Linked DNA regions of Homo sapiens: region 1 is linked to region 2. Evidence: chromatin contacts called from ENCODE POLR2A ChIA-PET data. All regions are on one chromosome and are shown on one strand. The core of a region is the stretch at or near the end of the contact, and the rest is flanking DNA. Distances in the headings are between cores, read along the strand shown. Region 1 overlaps ARHGEF33 (Rho guanine nucleotide exchange factor 33). Region 2 has its middle 14 kb from the start of SRSF7.

Region 1 (3,470 bases), core at 578-3,077, 210 kb after region 2:
CAGCTGCTCTGCTAGGCACTTGATTCGTAACTTCACGAAATATTTAGCAGAACCCTGTGACCCCTACCTTACAGACGAAGGAACTAAGGCCCAGAGAAGCTTAAAGCCGCAGAACCAATTAGTGCCGGGATTCAAACGCAAGCCTGCCGGACCCTGTAGTGTGTGCTCTTATACATCATACCACTTCCCCAAAGCCACTGGCTTCATTAACTGCAATGTGTAAAGTTTCTCAGAGAGCCAGAAGGATACAGTTGTCTCTTCCTATTTCAAAATTCAGTCTTCCCTCTTGAACAGCCTGTACGTTTTTACTTCAGATCTCAGTTGATTTGTTAAGTCTGCTACATATGTTGTCTAGCCCTTGTTGCAAGCCTCCAGCAGGCGGGAGGTCATAGGGGAGAGACCAGACCCTGCAGAAGATTTGGGTAGATAAAGAGAAGGCCCTTATTGACTTGCTGCCACTTCCTATTTTTCTAAATTGTTCTCTTATGACCCATCACTGGGAGGAAGGAGTAGATCTCTCCCTCAAATCCTACGAGATTGAAAAATTAAAGCTATCATACAATCCTCTATGAAAGTAAGATCATAGTTATTTCAAGATATCTGCGATAATGCTATTCATGTTAGTTATTTGCTAGACTAACCTTCTTTTTTCTTTGCATGGACCAAGCAGAGAAAAGCTTCAACCCCACCCTCTTCGTTAGTACTGAATATGAAGTCTCTGGTTCTGAGCTTGGTGGTACTGCCGTTTTTCTATTTTAGGGTTAGATTTTCATTATCCTCCTCCACTCATTATCTTTCTTCTTTAAAGCTTTCCTGAAACCTCTGTGTGTACTTTATTTCTTTCTTTATTTTTTTGAGGCAGGATCTCACTCTGTTGCCCAGACTGGAGTGCAGTGGCATTATCTCGGCTCACTGTAACCTCCACTTCCCGGGTTCAAGTGATTCTCCTGCCTCAGCCTCCTGAGTAGCTGAGATTACAGGCACACACCACCATGCCTAGCTAATTTTTATATTTTTAGTAGAGATTAGGTTTCACCATTTTGGTCAGGCTGGTCTCGAACTCCTGACCTCAAGTGATCTATCCACCTCAGCCTCTCAAAGTGCTGGGATTACAGGTGTGAGCCACTGTGCCCAGCCTTTGTGTGTACTTTAAATAGACCAGCTGAAGGAAATACAAAGCAGAATGAAATTGTTCCTTTTCTCTATCGGCATTTTTCTCCATGCAAAGATGAAAATAAGTATATTAACATTTACTATCGGCATTTTTCTCCATGCAAAGATGAAAGTAAGTATATTAACATTTACTAACTTTCCCATCACAAACCACAAACCTTCAGCACTTTTTACCCCATTGGAAAGTAAGTTGGGATGCAAATAACCTCCACTGCAAGTACAACTTGACATTCAAGCCTGAGGTGGCCACATCTTCTCCAACCTATTAAATAAAACCTTAGGTTTTTCCTAAAGAAAAGTGAGTCACTCAAGAGCTTCCTCAGCCTGTTTGAAGCCAGCCGTGCCCCTGGCTGAAAGGGCTGGAAGTTGCAGGGGCACATTGCTGCTGGCTGAAACCTGGGCAGAACTTGAGGGCTATGATTCATTTGTTTGTTTTGTTTAGAGACAAGGTCTCTGTCTGTCGCCCAGGCTGGAGAAGGGTGCAGCGGCCCAGTCACAGCTCACTGCAGCCTCAAACTTCTGGGCTCAAGTGATCCTCCCACCTCAGCATCCCCAGCTGGGATTACAGGCATGAGCCACCCTGTGCTCTTATACATCATACCACTAACAGCTACTTTTTCAGTTTATTATAAAGACGGTGTCTTGCTCTGTTGCCCAGGCTGTCATTTGTCGAAGGATCACAGAAGTTGGAGTTCTGGGCTTTTTGGCTCTGACTCACCTAGGTAGAGCCACAGCCTCAGGATCACAGTTCTGTCTGAACACTTATGGAGGGAGCAGTGATCAGCTCAGCAGGATTGTCAATTAGCCTTGTAAGCTAAACTCCAGTGCTGTGTCCACCAAGAGCTCAACAAGCTTCGTGCTACAGATCACCACCAGGTGGCACACGTTTAATGATCATGCCCATCCAGGGTGGCGGGAACCTGCTACTGCCAAGCTCAGGAGTTATTTTGGCCTCATTCTGGGCTGACAAAAGCTACATTATTAACCTCAAACTATAACTGGATTTTTCTTTCTTGCTTTTAGTGTATTTCCCTCATTGATTAAGTACTATATTGTTAGGAGATAAAAACTTTGAAGGCTTTAGAAATAATAAACTACTAATGTTGCCAAAATTTCATCCCAGTAAGGAATAGGAAAAAAAAAAAGCTGAGCTCTGAATACTTCGTCTTCATGAAAAAGTTGCTTCTGGGCGTCAGGTCTGGCGCCAGGCAAAAGAGTGAAACAGGTTAAGTGTGGCTTGTACTTGCCATCTTTCTCCCTTTGCTGTCTGTCTTCTGATTTCACACTCCTCCCTAATTTCAAATAATACCCTTGTTAAATTTTTTTAAAAGGTTTAAAGCCCGTTTTCAATGTTTCGTATAGAATCCACTGTAGGTCATTGTTTTTCATGTAACTTATGTGCTTCCACAATGCTTGATGGAGGCCTTAGCCTTCTCCAACCCCACCCTGAAATCTCAAACAGTCATCCCGGTGGGCAGTCCAGGAGGAGATTGGTACCAGCTCTCCCATTCTCCAAGTACATTGACCACAGTGTAGCAGAATGCAGCTCTCTGGAAAGAAAGGGAGAAGGAAGGAAGAAAGGGAAGGAGAGAGGGAGGGAAGGAGGGAGAGAGGAAGGGAGGAAGAAAGGGAGGGAGGGAGGAAGGGGAATGAAGGAAAGAAAAAGGAAATCGATAATCCAAGACATTTTATATACATATATGGACAATTCTTCACAAAGTCAGATCTTCCCATGGTGCCCTAATATCTTCCAGGGTCACACCAGGACTATTACACAAAGTCATTTACAACCACTGGGTAGGAAGAAATCTTTTGCACCTAGATCTTTGGCTGGTGCAGCATTTTACACTTTCAGTACAATCAGTTGTGTTTTTCTCCATCAGGTTTATGGTCTTCTCCCAGTCAGTATACCCCGTAGCTACCCCTCCAAATTCCCCTCTGATCTGGACAGGGATTTCTTTGATCTCCTAAACCCACTGTTCCATTGTAAGCGCTCAGGTCAGGAGGCCTCTCCTCTTTTGTACCTGTAGGGGATCCAGGCACAGGAGGTGGAGGGAGTGGAAGATGGGAGTGGAAGTCTTCCTCATATCCTTTCATAGGGGGCTAGGTACCCTATTCTCGTGTTTGTGTGTCTCCTCTGAGCTACAGTCACAGAGGTCACTTTGCTTTGCTTGGAAATGAGTTGAAAAAAACCTCCTCTCGATCTGGCATCCTTCCTATTGTTCCAACAAAGGTTTGCTTGTTGGGAAAGCACCCCAGTTGTCCACGAGTTTACTCTCATTTGACCCTGGGGAAAT
Region 2 (3,777 bases), core at 1,194-3,693:
ATTCAGGTCAGGTGTGATGCTGCCCACAGCAGCCAGTCAGGTGAGGTACATGCTCAGTTGTCTTCTCACTGGTGAGGTTAACTTTGGTGACTTGAGCAAGATGCTGCCTGCAGATCTCTCCACTCTTATTAAAGTTACCAATATATACATTAGCCAAGAGGCCTCAGAGGTGAACTATTAAGCTGACTGCAACCTAGCTACCAATTTGATTATTAAATTGTTCGACGCAGGGTTCTCATACTCTAGGTGCCAGCAATCATTTAGGAAATCCCAGAGAAGAAGAGAATGAACATTTTCTTATTCACAAGTGTAGAGTTGCCAGTTGCCCCTGCTTTCTGTATCCTGACCAAAAGTCACAGAGTGCCTTGACCTTTGTCACCTAGCCAGCTGCAGATTTTTCCTAGCAGGCTTGAACCCAAACCGGGCCTTGAACATTCCCAGGCACTGATAAATCTGTCTAGGTTGTTCCCTAAAACACTAAAAGAAACTGGCACTGGGCCGGGCGCAGTGGCTCACGCCTGTAATCCCAACACTTTGGGAGGCCGAGGCGGGTGGATCACCTGAGATCAGGCATTCAAGACCAGCCTGGCCAACATGGTGAAACCCCGTCTCAACTAAAAAAAAAAAAAAAAATACAAAAAAATTAGCTGGGCATGGTGGCGGGTGCCTGTAATCTCAGTTAGTCGGGAAGCTGAAGCAGGAGAATTGCTTAAGCCCAGGAGGCGGAGGTTGCAGTGAGCCAAAATCATGCCATTGCACTCCAGCCTGGGTCACAGCAAGACTCTCATTGCACTCCAGCCTGGGTGACAGCAAGACTCTGTCTCAAAAAAAAAAAAAAAAAAAAAGAAAAAGAAAAAAGAAACTGGCTCTGGCCCTGAGCCAAATTCCTTTAACTGTCATAGAAACTCCCTCACTGCTGATATACCTGGGCAGAACACCCCTTTTCTCTCTCAACCATTGCTGCAGCACTCTGTAAGGAAGTTCCTCTAATAAATGCTTTGGATTGATCACCCTGGCGCTTAGAGCTTCTTTCTTTGAAATCCCAGCCGGCCCTATCTCGAGATAGTTTGGATCACTCCCTGATGGGGTCTCCCCTGCTGCCACTATGGGGGCGATTCCAGCCCTGGATCCACTGAGACAAAACAAAGAAATGTAACAACTACAAACTAGTTCTTAATGTAATGGCCTCTAGGTTTGAGAATGCCAAATTAATTAATTAATTAGCCAAATACTTTGTTTTCTTCTGTCCAAAAAGATTATTGTTTTTATAAGAAGCCAAGTCTACAGTAGTCCAAGTAAGGATATTCATTGCCTGTAGGGCAGCTGAAATAAGTTACTGGCCTTTAAATTAATGGTGTTTATAAAAGCAAGTAAAAAAGGCGGCCAGGCGCTGTGGCTCACATCTGTAATCCCAGCACTTTGGGAGGCCAAGGTGGGTGGATTGCCTGAGGTCAGGAGTTTGAGACCAGTCTGGCCAACCAGGTGAAACCTGGTTTGAGACCAGTCTGGCCAACCGTCTCTACTAATAATACAAAAAAATTAGCTGGGCGTGGTGGCATGCACCTGTAATCCCAGCTACTCAGGAGGCTGAGAGAGGGAAATTGCTTGAACCAGGGAAGTGGAGGTTGGAGTGAGCCGAGATCTCGCCACTGCACTCCAGCCTGGGCGACAGAGCGAGACTCTGTCTTAAAAAAAAAAAAGGCTACATTTGTCACACCATGCATCTGAGGGAAGCAAAAATTTAGAGAAACTCTTTTTGTGGCAGCAACCAATCTGTCCTTTTTCATGAAACACATAACTTTGCTTGAGAAGCCCTTCCATGTGCTTATAAGACATAGATTGTGACATGTGACAGCATGTCAGCATAATTGGGTGATTTTATGATAAAATCGCTGAAGGCCCCAGCAAGAAGTAAAATTTTAGAAGGTGCTGGACGCGGTGGCTCACGCCTGTAATCCCAGCAGTTTGGGAGGCCAAGGCGGGTGGATCACTAGGTCAGGAGTTCAAGACCAGCCTGGCCAAGATGGTGAAATCCCGTCTCTACTAAAAACACAAAAATTAGCCAGGCATGGTGGCAGGTGCCTGTAATCCCAGCTACTCAGGAGGCTGAGGCAGATAACTGCTTGAACCTGCGAAGCGGAGGTTGCAGTGAGCCTAGATTGCACCACTGCACTCCAGCCTGGGTTACAGAGCAAGACTGTCTCAAAAATAAAAAATTGTACAAGGTGAGATGTCATATTAAAATAATTACACAAACACTGCTGTGAAGACTAAGATGTCATGCTGTGGAGGTGGAACTGGAGAGTTTACGAAAAGTAGAACATGGAAAAAAATGCAGGACTACCAGCACAGGGCAGGAAGGAAGCTCAGCATGTGTCCTGGTCCCCGGCCAGTTCCCATTTTCACTCTTAACCATTTTAAGCAATTGGATCACCAGTTTTCAAGAGGCTGTTTGGACAGGAGTGCAATCCTTTCCCAATCAAGGCATTTCCTGCTTAACTCAGTTACGCAGATCATCATTAAAGTCTCGTGCTTTGGGCAGCACTTCCAGCTACAGTCAGGCAAGGACGTCAGCAAATCCTCTCCTTATTATAGTTCGAGCAATTAAAATGCTGAAAAAATTGGACGAAACATTTTTTTTGTTGTTTATAGAGATGGGGGGTCTTACTATGTTGCCCAGGTTGGTCTTGAATTCCTGCCCTCAAGCAATCCCCCCTCCAGCCTCAGCCTCCTAAGTACCTGCAACTATAAGCACGCACCACTACTCCCAGCTCAAAACAATTTTGGTGTTCTGGAAACAGACATAAAACCTTCCAGTCTGAGATATGTTGTCTGAAAAACTACTGAGCTTTGAGTAGGAATAGTGGGAGTCTGTAGTGTTCTTGCCTGGGGCTGTTCGTATCCCCCTCACTCCTCCAACTCAGTAATTGTGAAGGTTCTGCTGAGGCAAAACAGAACATGAGGACAAGCAAGCAGCTGTGGTTGAAAGAGGGTTTACTCCATTTGGAGGTGTGAGTGGCAGCCATACCCAAACCATCATCAATGGAAGTAACAATCCCAGTGCTGTGCAGGCAGGGAGGGCTTATGGCTCTACTGGCCTGAGGTTGCAGTCGTGGCTGCAAGCAGATTTTTGGCTGATCGGAGGCTGGGTACATGTGCAACAGAGATGAAGGGCTCAACAAAAAGTAAAACTTAAGATAGACTTGAAAGCAGCCTGAATATTAAAATTACTCACCTACCTACACAAAGATCCATCAGCAGAGGACAGAAGTCTGACTGGTTGAGGTGTCAGCACAAACTCTCCAGAAAGTGGCTGCCCCCTAAGCTGTGCAGACACAAGGCAACCCCCTAGAATTTTAAAATAAGCATAAGAAGCTGGGCATAGGGGTTCATGCCTGTAGTCCCAGCTACTCAGGAGGCTGAGACAGGAGGCTTGTTTGAGCCCAGGAGTTCAAGACTATAGTATACTATGATCCCACCTGTGAATAGCCAACTGCACTGCAGCCTGGACAACACAGGGAGACTGTCTTTTAAAAGATAAACACAAGAATGTTGAAAACAAAAACAAAAACAAAAAAACTGGAGATTATAAAAAGGAATCAAGTAGGCTGGGGCCAATGGCTCACGCCTGTAATCCCAGCACTCTGGGAGCCCGAGGCAGGCAGATCACCTGAGGCCAGAAGTTTGAGACCAGCCTGGCCAACATGGCAAAACCCAATCTGTACTAAAAATGCAAAAATTAGCTAGGTGTGGTGGTGCACACCTGTAATCCCAGCC

Evidence for each region. ChIA-PET counts read pairs that join two places held with the same protein, here RNA polymerase II (POLR2A).
Region 1: POLR2A ChIA-PET joins it to region 2 with 12 read pairs in Panc1. The contact joins two enhancer-like sites. POLR2A ChIA-PET finds 5 or more read pairs at or near these places in 5 of 52 experiments (A673, GM12878, H1 and 2 more).

The regions. Positions count from the first base shown.
Region 1 is chr2:38,945,789-38,949,258 of GRCh38, forward strand. The region is part of intron 10 of ARHGEF33 (Rho guanine nucleotide exchange factor 33); the gene reads left to right. All of the region lies in intron 2 of LOC105374471 (a long non-coding RNA gene), which reads right to left. Among named protein-coding and RNA genes, the nearest start is that of ARHGEF33, 58 kb to the left of the region's middle. RefSeq lists enhancers at 1,249-1,749, 1,750-2,250 and silencers at 1,440-1,734, 1,557-1,743, 2,010-2,129. Within about 2 kb of position 1,828, at least 4 of the 41 ENCODE cell types and tissues checked have a DNase peak (open chromatin) inside an H3K27ac peak, as active enhancers do.
Region 2 is chr2:38,735,053-38,738,829 of GRCh38, forward strand. No RefSeq gene overlaps it. Among named protein-coding and RNA genes, the nearest start is that of SRSF7, 14 kb to the right of the region's middle. Within about 2 kb of position 2,444, at least 13 of the 41 ENCODE cell types and tissues checked have a DNase peak (open chromatin) inside an H3K27ac peak, as active enhancers do.